Linked DNA regions of Homo sapiens: region 2 is linked to region 1. A link is an interaction called in ENCODE POLR2A ChIA-PET data of the cell type or tissue named here. Cell type or tissue: HepG2. All regions are shown on one strand.

The links. Peaks named below come from ENCODE experiments on the same cell type or tissue, not always from the same donor. Only the 100,000 strongest peaks of a DNase experiment are listed, where the experiment ranks them.
Region 2: POLR2A ChIA-PET joins it to region 1 with 19 read pairs; 19 of 35 experiments call an interaction of 5 or more read pairs at or near these places.

The regions. Positions count from the first base shown.
Region 1 is chr9:137,147,722-137,152,721 of GRCh38, reverse strand. GRIN1 (glutamate ionotropic receptor NMDA type subunit 1) reads right to left here. Exons shown (of 20, transcript NM_007327.4): 4 at 3,613-3,713. Among named protein-coding and RNA genes, the nearest start is that of GRIN1, 11 kb to the right of the region's middle. RefSeq lists an enhancer at 972-1,291. In HepG2, no CTCF peak of the experiment used is centred here; DNase peaks (open chromatin) are centred at 417, 1,401 and 2,011; H3K27me3 peaks cover 2,032 bases.
Region 2 is chr9:137,198,260-137,203,259 of GRCh38, reverse strand. TPRN (taperin) reads left to right here and starts at 2,519. Exons shown (of 4, transcript NM_001128228.3): 1 at 2,519-4,273. The coding sequence starts at 2,549. RefSeq lists an enhancer at 1,531-2,059 and silencers at 2,288-2,757, 2,848-2,917. In HepG2, no CTCF peak of the experiment used is centred here; DNase peaks (open chromatin) are centred at 569 and 2,309; H3K4me3 peaks cover 3,128 bases.

The DNA.
Region 1 (5,000 bases):
CCATGTCCCTTCCCCTGGGCTGGCCTTTTTCTTAGGGCCATGTCTGGAAACGTGACCTTGGCCCTGAGGCTGGCAACGCGGGGTCAACCTGTGGGACCGCAGTGCACGGCTCAGGGGCTCACAGGCCGAGAAAAAAAAGTGGAGAAAACGCCCCCTCCCCTCTCTGTGGGGACCTGGGCATGGCGGGGTTCTGTGGATTGGTTTTGTATGTGGTTTTCTCTCCCGTGTCCTGTTGGTCACTCCAGTTAGAATGTAGGGATCAGGCAGGTCTAGCTTGATGTGAACTTGTCTATTGCAAAAGTGGCCAACAGTGGAACAGGTATGTTTTAGGGCAATCGATTCCTTGAGTTGACCCATCTTGGATGAAGAAATTCCACTTCCCAGCCAGCTGTCTGTCCATTTGTTCACCTGCCCATCCATCCTTTTATCCCATCACAGCTACAGAATTTCTCTCAAGCTCTGTGATGAGTAAGGGAAGTGTAAACAATTCAGAAAATAACAGAAGAGGCCACAAGTGGCTGGGCACGGTGGCTCACTCCTGTAATCCCAGCACTTTGGGAGGCCGAGGCGGGCAGATCATGAGGCCAGAAGATTGAGGCCATCCTGGCTGACATGGTGAAACCCCGTCTCTACTAAAAATACAAAAAAGTAGCAGGGCGTGGTGGCAGGGGCCTGTAGTCCCAGCTACTTGGGAGGCTGAGGCAGGAGAATGGCGTGAGCCCGGGAGGTGGAGCTTGCAATGAGCCGAGATCGAGCCACTGCACTCCAGCCTGGGTGACAGAGTGAGACTCCATCTCAAAGAAAAAAAAAAAAAAAAAAAAAGAGGCCACAAGTTCGAGACCAGTCTGGCCAACATGGTGAAACCCCGTCTCTACTAAAAATACAAAAATTAGCCGGGTGTGGTGGCTTGTGCCTGTAGTCCCAGCTACTCGGGAGGCTGAGGCAGGAGAATCGCTTGAACCCAGGAGGCAGAGGTTGCAGTGAGCTGAGATTGTACTACTGCACTCCAGCCTGGGTGACAAAGCAAGACTCCCTCTCAAAACAACGAAAAAGGAAATTAACTTCTGAGAGTCTGGCGGGGCTTTCTCTAAGAGGGGCTTTTTCTGGGCGGGGCTTTTTCTGGTAGGGGCTTTCACTGGGTGGGGCTTTCCCTGGGTGGCACGTTTCTGGGTGGGGCTTTCTCTGAGTGGGAATTTCTCTAAGTGGGAATTTCTCTGGGTGAAGCTTTCCCTGGGCGGGGCTTTCCCTGGGTGGGGCTTTCTTCTGGGTTGGGCTTTCTCTGGGCTGGTCTTTTTTCTGGGTGGAGTTTTCCCTGGGCGGGTCTTTTTCTGGGCTGGGCTTTCCCTGGGTGGGGCTTTTTTTCTGGGCGGGGCTTTCCCTGGGCGGAGCTTTCCCTGGGCGGAGCTTTTATCTGGCCAGAGCTTTTTCCTGGGCGGGTCTTTTTTTCTGGGAGGGGCTTTCCCTGGGCTGGTCTTTTTTCTGGGCAGGGCTTTCACCAGGCGCGACTTTTTTCTGGGCGGGACTTTTTTCTGGGCGGGTCTTTCCCTGGGCGGGGCTTTCCCTGGGCGGGACTTTTTCTGGGCAGGGCTTTCCCCGGGCGCGACTTTTTTCTGGGCGGGGCTTTCCCTGGGCGGGTTTTTTTTCTGGGCGGGGCTTTCCCTGGGCGGGACTTTTTCTGGGCGGGGCTTTCCCTGGGCGGGTCTTTTATCTGGGCAGAGTTTTCCCTGGGCGGGTCTTTTCTCTGGGCTGGGCTTTCCCTGGGCGGGTCTTTTTCTGGGTGGGGCTTTCCCTGGGCGAGGCTTTCGCTGGGCAGGGCTTTTATCTGGGCGGGGCTTTTTTATGGGCGGGGCTTTCCCTGGGCTGAGCTTTTATCTGGCCAGAGCTTTTCCTGGGCGGGTCTTTTCTGGGCGGGGCTTTCCCTGGGCGGTCTTTTTTCTGGGCAGGGCTTTCCTTGGGCTGGTCTTTTTTCTGGGCGGGGCTTTCCCTGGGCGGGCTTTTATCTGGGCAGAGCTTTCCCTGGGCAGGTCTTTTTTTCTGGGCGGGGCTTTCCCTGGGCGGAGCTTTCCTTGGGCTGGTCTTTTTTCTGGGCGGGGCTTTCCCTGGGCGGGCTTTTATCTGGGCGGAGCTTTCCCTGGGTGGGGCTTTCCCTGGGCAGGTCTTTTTTCTGGGCTGGGCTTTCCTTTGGCGGGTCTTTTTCTGGGCGGGGCTTTTATCTGGGCGGAGACTTCTCTTGGCGGATCTTTTTTTCTGGGCGGGGCTTTCCCTGGGCGGGCTTTTATCTGGGTGGAGCTTTCCCTGGGTGGGGCTTTCCCTGGGAGGACCTTTTTTCTGGGCGGGGCTTTCCCTGGGCAGGTCTTTTTCTGGGCGGAGCTTTCCCTTGGCGGGTCTTTTTTTCTGGGCGGGTCTTTCCCTGGGCGGGGCATTCCTTCTTTGGGACCTGTGCATACCCTTGGGACTTTGCCTGGTCACGTCTTTAAAAATCTTTTTTCCTGGAGCCCAGGCCAACCCTCCCTGGGGCTTGCAGTTGGATGAGTGGAGTGGACAAGTGACCTGTGAGCTTAAAGCCGAGTGCAGGGGGCGTAATGGGGGACGATTAGTGCCTTTTTATAGCAGCTGCAGGAGGAGCATGTAAGGCCCCGTGGGCAGCTCTAAGCAACAACCCTACCTTGGGCTGGGGAGATTCCTGCCTTCTAGTCCGAGGAGCCCTGGCTGGCCCCACCCTGCGTTCTGCCCTGGTGAGGGGGCTGCATCTGTCTCCGTGCTAGAGGGTCATTTGATGGACCGTGGAAATGGTGGTCTGCCCTGGGACTGAGAGTGTCGCCGGCTCTTTCCCATATGCAGGGCTGGAGGGCTGGGCTGTGTTCCTCCGGGTGTTTCACTGCTGTTTTGCTCCGCTCTGTTGGAGCCTAGCAGAGCTTTTAGGTCAGGGACAGTGGGGTTTTGGCTGTCCCATGGGGCAAGGCTCCTCACCCTGCCCTTCCCCACTCTTGCTTTTCCTATTCCCAGTCACCCAGGCTTTTCCTTCCCGGGAGAACCTAGCCATTTGCAAATAGGGAGCTTTTTACAGTGGGCTCCACCCCAAGGTTGCTCTGTGGCACCGGACCTGTCCAGAGCAGCTTGATTTCCCGGGTACCTAACTGATTTCCCCCTAAGCTACTGCTGCAGCTGTTGCAATCCTTCAGTTGGGAAATCTGGCCCTCTCCCTGCTGTGGGCCTTTTCGCCTGGCACACCTGCACATCACTTCCCTGGGCCTAGTCCCTGGCCCCAGGCCTGGGCCTTGTTTGCACAGGTTTGCCCCCTTGAGTTGCGGGGCTTCCCAAGGGCAGGGTCTCTTCCATATCCCTCTCCCACAGCCCAGCTCAGGGCAGCAGCAGCATGTGACTGTGGAATGGGGAAGGGCCCAGGAAGGGAGGGACAGATGGAGGGTGTCACATCAGCCATGCCGATAGGAGTGTGGGTGCGGGTGGGGGTGGGGGTGGCTGTCCTTGGTGAAGGTGCTTTGGAAGCTGAAGGTCACTGTGCCCAACAATGTCCCAGCTCTGGCTCAGATGGCGGGTACTTGGCTCAGGTACCATCCTGTGTGGAGTGTGTAGGGCCCTGCCCAGCCTCACCTGGCAGAAAGGATGATGACCCGGGCCTCCAGCTCTTTCGCCTCCATCAGCAGGGCCGTCACGTTCTTGGTCCCTGGGTCAAACTGCAGCACCTTCTCTGCCTGCGGTGTGAGCAAGAGTGTTAGCAGGCGGCTGGGGCAGGGGACATAGCGCCTCAGGGGTGAGAGTTGGGCCGGAGCCGCTGGGAACCCCGAGGCAGCTTAGCTAGGGCTGCCATGGTCTGCGCCTGCCACCTGCGCCTCCGCCTGCCTTCCTCAGTCCTTGCCTGGCCTGGCCTCGCCTCTCCGGTCCTGTCCTGTCTTCAGCCTGCGCGCTCACCTGTGCTCGTTCTGTGCTCTCTCTGCTCTCTCTGGATCTCTCTCTCCACCTCACTCCTGTCCTCATCTTTGCACTGAGCATGCAAGCTGAAGTGGACCCAGACTCAGGAGGCGTGCAGCGGACGGGAAACAGAAAAGAGTTTTGGAATGCAACCAGGAAAAGAGATGGGGCTGACTTTTCCAAAACCATGGGAGGTCCTCTGAGGTTTGATTCCGCAGGCCCCTGAGGAGCAGCCCGGCCCCGGCGAGTGGGTGGCCAGGCGGGCGGGCTCCCTCCCGGGTTCCACGAGGAAACCCTTGGGGTCTCGGAGATTCGCATGCACTTCCCGGAGAGCAGCTCCTCCTGCAGCCGCGCCTGCCTCGAGGGTGCAGGCTAGGGTCACGGCGGGTGGGCCTCAGGCACCCACGCCGCCACGCCTGCCCTCTCCTGCCTGCCCTCTCCTGCCTGCTGCCGGCTGCCTCTCCTCATTGCTTGGGCCTGCGGCTCGGCGGCTGGGCCAGACAGTGGCCCTAGTGGCCGAGGCGCCGAGGCCAGGGCTCCCTAGCCGTGGGTGGCGTGCACGTCCATGCATATATACCTTGGGTCCGCGCTTGTTGTCATAGGACAGTTGGTCGAGGTTTTCATAGTTCCTTTTTTTACTCTGATGAATAATGTGCACAGAGAAAATATGCAGACACAGAAGAAGATTATAAACGGTTGAAAATGACGGCGCTAAAGCAATCACACCACCTCCTCGGCACGTCTGCAGACGGGCTCCTACCTGGAGCTCGCAAACACCGAGGCCCGGGGCGGGGCTGGGGGCCGGGGTGGAGCTGGGGGTGAGGGTCGTAGGGGCGGGGCCGTGGAGGCTCCCTGCCACGAAGCTGTGCTCTTGGAAACGGTCGCTCTCGGGAGAAAAGGAGGCCCTGTCCGCGTCCACCGTTCGGAGGGAGCCCCACCTGCCGCCCCCACCCTGCCGTGCACCTGCTGTGTGGCCCCAGCAGTGCCCACTCCAACCTGTGTCAGTCCTGAGTGGGAGGTGAGCAGCCCCCCCGGGGCCTGTCCCCATGTCCCTCCCCCTCCCTCTCCTT
Region 2 (5,000 bases), 51 kb before region 1:
AGATTCTCTAGTGAGGATGCAGTCTGTTTCGCAGTGCTCCTGCCTCTCCTGGGTAGATGCCAGTAGCAGCCTTCACTTGTGACAAGCAGATGTTTATCCAGACATTGCTAAGGGCCCTGGGGAACAAAATTGTCCCTGGCAAAAACCAGTGGGCTAAAATATTTCCTGTCTGGGGCCAGATGCGGTGGCTCACGCTTGTAATCCCAGCACTTTGGGAGGCGGAGGCGGGCAGATCACGAGGTCAGGAGTTTGAGACCAGCCTGACCAACGTGGTGAAACCCCGTCTCTACTAAAAATACTAAAATTAGCTGGGCATGGTGGCGCATGCCTGTAATCCCAGCTACTCAGGAGGCTGAGGCAGGAGAATTGCTTGAACCTGGGAGGCAGAGATTGCAGTCAGCCGAGATAGCACCACTGCACTCCAGCGTGGGCGACAGAGCGAGACTCTGTCTCAAAAAAAAAAAAAAAAAAAAATTTCCTATCTGGCTCGTTACAGAACAGGTGTGCTGACCTCTGCTCTCATGCATCAGCCTGGCCAGCGGAGTGCGGTGTCAGCCTCTGCCTGGCGTGTATGCTTAGTTGTGTAAACCATGGAGGGGCTTGCGTTGGAGGCAGCTTATCTGGTTTGTTGCTACGACACTGTGTCCAGCCTGGGATTGGCATAACTTTTGTCAAAGCCAGATTCAAGCTGAACAGTGGGAGTGAGTTTCCTCGTAATGTTATTTATTTCTAGATTTTGTGTTTTGTGTGTTCCCCTGTTTTATTTTGGTAGTTCAGAATTGGGCAACCCTACTAGGGTAGAAGTGATGAACATCAGATGCTTCCTTTAGAAAGGTGATTTGAGGAGGGCCCTAAGGGAGGAGACACTTGGCTTCTGGAAAGCTGAAATGAAAGTTTATTCTGGCCAGGCCCAGTGGCTCACGCCTGTAATCCCAGCAGTTTGGGAGGCCAAGGCAGGCAGATCATGAGGCCAGGAGTTCGAGACCAGCCTGGCCAACATGGCGAAATCCCGTCTCTACTAAAAATACAAAAATTAGCCGGGCGTTGTGGTGGGCACCTGTAACCCCAGCTACTTGGGAGGCGAAGGCAGGAGAATCGCTTGAATCCTGGAGGCGGAGGTTGTAGTGAGCCGAGATCGTGCCACTGCACTCCAGCCTGGGTGACAAGAGCAAGACTCTATCTCAAAAAAAAAAGAAAAAGAAAAAGTTTATTTTCTCCAGCTTAATGGAGTGGCAGGAGAATAAGGCAAGCATTAAGCTAGCGGCTGCTGCAGACTGTCATGGGGCACAGAAGCTGAGAAGGGCATCCCCAAGTTAAAAAAAAAAAATCTGTTCTGCATCATTGCAGAGACCCAGGCGACCTTGGTGTGGGAAACAGCAGTGTCTACTGAGCAGGCTGCTGACTGCAGGGCAGGTGATGGAAAGAAGGTGATGTCCGTGCACTCCAATTCCCCTTCTCCCCGTGACTCCAAGCGATCTCCCTATTGTCTGCAGGCTTGAAAGGCTGTGGAAGCACTCTGAAGCCCTCCCTGGGGCAGAAGGGACTTGTCAGCCGGGAGGCTGTGCCCTCAGGGTCATGGTATCCGGAGCCTTGATGAGGGGACGTTCAACCGATGGGAGAGGAGTAACCTTAACGTGGCAGCAGGGTGGAATAATCAGACACAGGGGTCGGCCCTATGGGGCCCACCGTTACCCTGGCTTTTTTTTTTTTTTTTTGGCTCTGAATGCATTGGAGAGCTCTCCAAGCATGCAGGGCCCTGCCCTGGTGAACCTGCTTGCGTGTGGCGGGAGAGGCTGCTTCCTTTGTGCCTGCTCCTGCAGATGCTTTTTGGGGACCACGGATGGCAAGGTTGGGTTAAGAGGCTCCCACCTGGGCAGCCTATAAAAACTAGGGATTTCTGAGAAACTGGTTCGTTGGGGCTGCTCGGGGCTCCAGAATTGGCATTTCCAAGCCCCGCAGGCACCTGCCGGAGGTCGGAGGACCCCTGGTGAAAGCAGGGTCCGGGCCAGAGTGTGGCCTGTGCACCGTCCACGGACACGGGTGCCTTCGGTCCTGGAGCAGCGCCCTTCCTGCACCGCGCTCTCAGCGGACGGAACAGGCGGCCTCGGTGCTGGCAGCATGAGGAAGTCCCAAGCTCAGCCAAGGTCACTCGGGGCGCAGGGTCCAGGGGCCGCGCACCCGGCTACCCCCAGGGACGCCGGGAGCTGAGAGCGCAGAGGCGGAAGTGGGGTCTGCCAGTGAGCGGCGCGAGGCACCGGGGTGTGTCCGGGGGGCCGTCCCCAATGGAGGCCAGCTCCGGTGATAGGCGTTGTCCAATGAAGTCCCTTGGGAGGCGGGGTTGAGGCGAGTGTTGTCCAATCGGTAGGGTCACTTGAGGGGCCCGCCCTCCTCCCCTGCCATAGGTGGGCCTCCCGCACGGGGCGGGGAGAGCGGGCTTTCCCCAATGGTCGGTGGCCCGGGAGGGGGCGTGGCCGCGGCGCCCAGGCTGGCCGCGGCGGCGGCTGCCACTCCGGCCCTCAGTCCAGCCGTCCGCTGCCGCGTTCGCAGCATGGCCGCCCTGGGGCGGCCGGGCTCGGGGCCGCGCGCTGCGGTGCCCGCTTGGAAGCGTGAGATCCTGGAGCGGAAGCGGGCCAAGCTAGCCGCGCTGGGCGGGGGCGCGGGGCCCGGGGCGGCGGAGCCCGAGCAGCGGGTGCTGGCCGAGAGCCTGGGCCCGCTGCGCGAGAACCCGTTCATGCTGCTGGAGGCCGAGCGGCGGCGCGGCGGGGGCGCGGCGGGGGCGCGGCTGCTGGAGCGGTACCGCCGCGTGCCTGGCGTGCGCGCCCTCCGCGCCGACAGCGTCCTCATCATCGAGACGGTGCCCGGCTTCCCGCCCGCGCCGCCCGCCCCGGGGGCCGCGCAGATCCGCGCCGCCGAGGTGCTGGTGTACGGGGCGCCGCCCGGCCGCGTCAGCCGCCTACTGGAGAGGTTCGACCCGCCCGCCGCGCCGCGCCGCCGCGGGAGCCCCGAGCGCGCCCGCCCCCCGCCGCCGCCGCCGCCGCCCGCGCCGCCCCGGCCCCCGCCCGCGGCCCCCAGCCCGCCCGCCGCGCCCGGGCCCCGCGGTGGCGGGGCGAGCCCCGGGGCCCGGCGCAGCGACTTCCTCCAGAAGACCGGCAGCAACTCCTTCACCGTCCACCCCCGGGGTCTGCACCGCGGCGCGGGCGCCCGCCTGCTCTCCAACGGGCACTCGGCCCCTGAGCCCCGGGCCGGCCCTGCCAACCGCCTCGCGGGCTCCCCGCCTGGGTCGGGACAGTGGAAGCCAAAGGTGGAGTCGGGGGATCCCTCCCTCCACCCGCCCCCCAGCCCCGGGACCCCGAGTGCCACTCCAGCCTCACCCCCTGCCAGTGCCACTCCTAGCCAGCGCCAGTGCGTCTCCGCAGCCACCAGCACCAACGACTCCTTCGAGATACGGCCGGCCCCCAAGCCAGTTATGGAGACCATCCCCTTGGGGGACCTCCAGGCCCGGGCGCTGGCCAGCCTCCGCGCAAACTCTCGAAATTCTTTCATGGTCATCCCCAAGAGCAAGGCCTCCGGGGCTCCTCCTCCTGAGGGGAGGCAGTCCGTGGAGCTGCCAAAGGGAGACCTGGGCCCGGCCTCCCCGAGCCAGGAGCTCGGATCCCAGCCGGTGCCTGGAGGGGATGGTGCGCCTGCCCTCGGGAAGAGCCCCCTGGAGGTCGAGGCACAGTGGGCAGTCGAGGAGGGGGCCTGTCCCAGGACAGCCACCGCCCTCGCTGACCGGGCTATTAGGTGGCAGAGGCCGTCCTCACCGCCCCCCTTCCTGCCGGCTGCTTCGGAAGAAGCTGAGCCTGCTGAGGGCCTCAGGGTTCCTGGCTTGGCCAAGAATAGCCGGGAATATGTGAGGCCGGGGCTGCCTGTCACCTTCATCGATGAGGTAGACTCGGAGGAGGCCCCCCAAGCAGCCAAACTACCCTACCTCCCGCACCCTGCCAGGCCTCTGCACCCTGCCAGGCCCGGGTGCGTGGCAGAGCTTCAGCCCCGGGGCAGCAACACCTTCACAGTGGTGCCCAAGAGGAAGCCAGGGACTCTGCAGGACCAGCACTTCAGTCAGGCCAACAGGGAGCCTCGGCCACGGGAGGCCGAGGAGGAGGAGGCTAGTTGCCTCCTGGGGCCCACGTTGAAGAAGCGCTACCCCACCGTGCATGAGATCGAGGTGATTGGCGGCTACCTGGCCCTGCAGAAGTCCTGCCTCACCAAGGCTGGCTCCTCAAGAAAGAAGGTCAGTGGTGGGGGCAGGGCCACTGGCTGGCAGGGAGAGAGTGACAGCTCACAGAACTGTGGGGGCAGCACCTGCCCTGATCCCAGGACGCTTGGCCTGGGCAAAGGATGGTTTCTACATGGACTTGAGGCGAGCTGGGGCTGGGTGGGCCGTGCTGGGTCCAGGGCCCCAGTGGAGCCCCCTGACTTGGGCCGTGGGGACAGCTGGCCTGCTGTGTGCCTTGCCAGGCTGCTGGAGAGCGACAGGGCAGACAGTGCTATGTCCCTTGCCAGTTGTTGTGGCTCATCTGGAATTAGCTGGGCGGGTCTGTCCCTTTGTGAGTCCAGCTGAAAGAAGCAGACCTGGGCTTGTGGGTTCCTCCCTGGGCTTGGCTTTGAGGGGTGGCCTCACATGGTCTCCTGGAGGCCCGCTGCATGGGCGCCAGGCGCCACGCTATGAATGGGAAGGGCCAGATGATCGGGGTTGGCTGGATCCTCGCATCACAGTCAGCCTTGGGGTGCAGCCCACCAGCCAGTTGGGAGAGGGCCATCAGCTCCCCAGAAGGCACACTGGTTGGGAGCTGGGCAGGAGTGCCGTGTATGCCTGTTCTGGGCCTGGGAAGCTTGCTGGGGAGAAGGGGCCTTCGGAGGCTCTGAGCCAGCCAGGCAGGGGAGTCTCCCTCTTGGCCAGTGGCCTGGAATCCTCTGGGCACAGGAAAAAAAATCTTCAGATTCTTTCTGGTAATTCC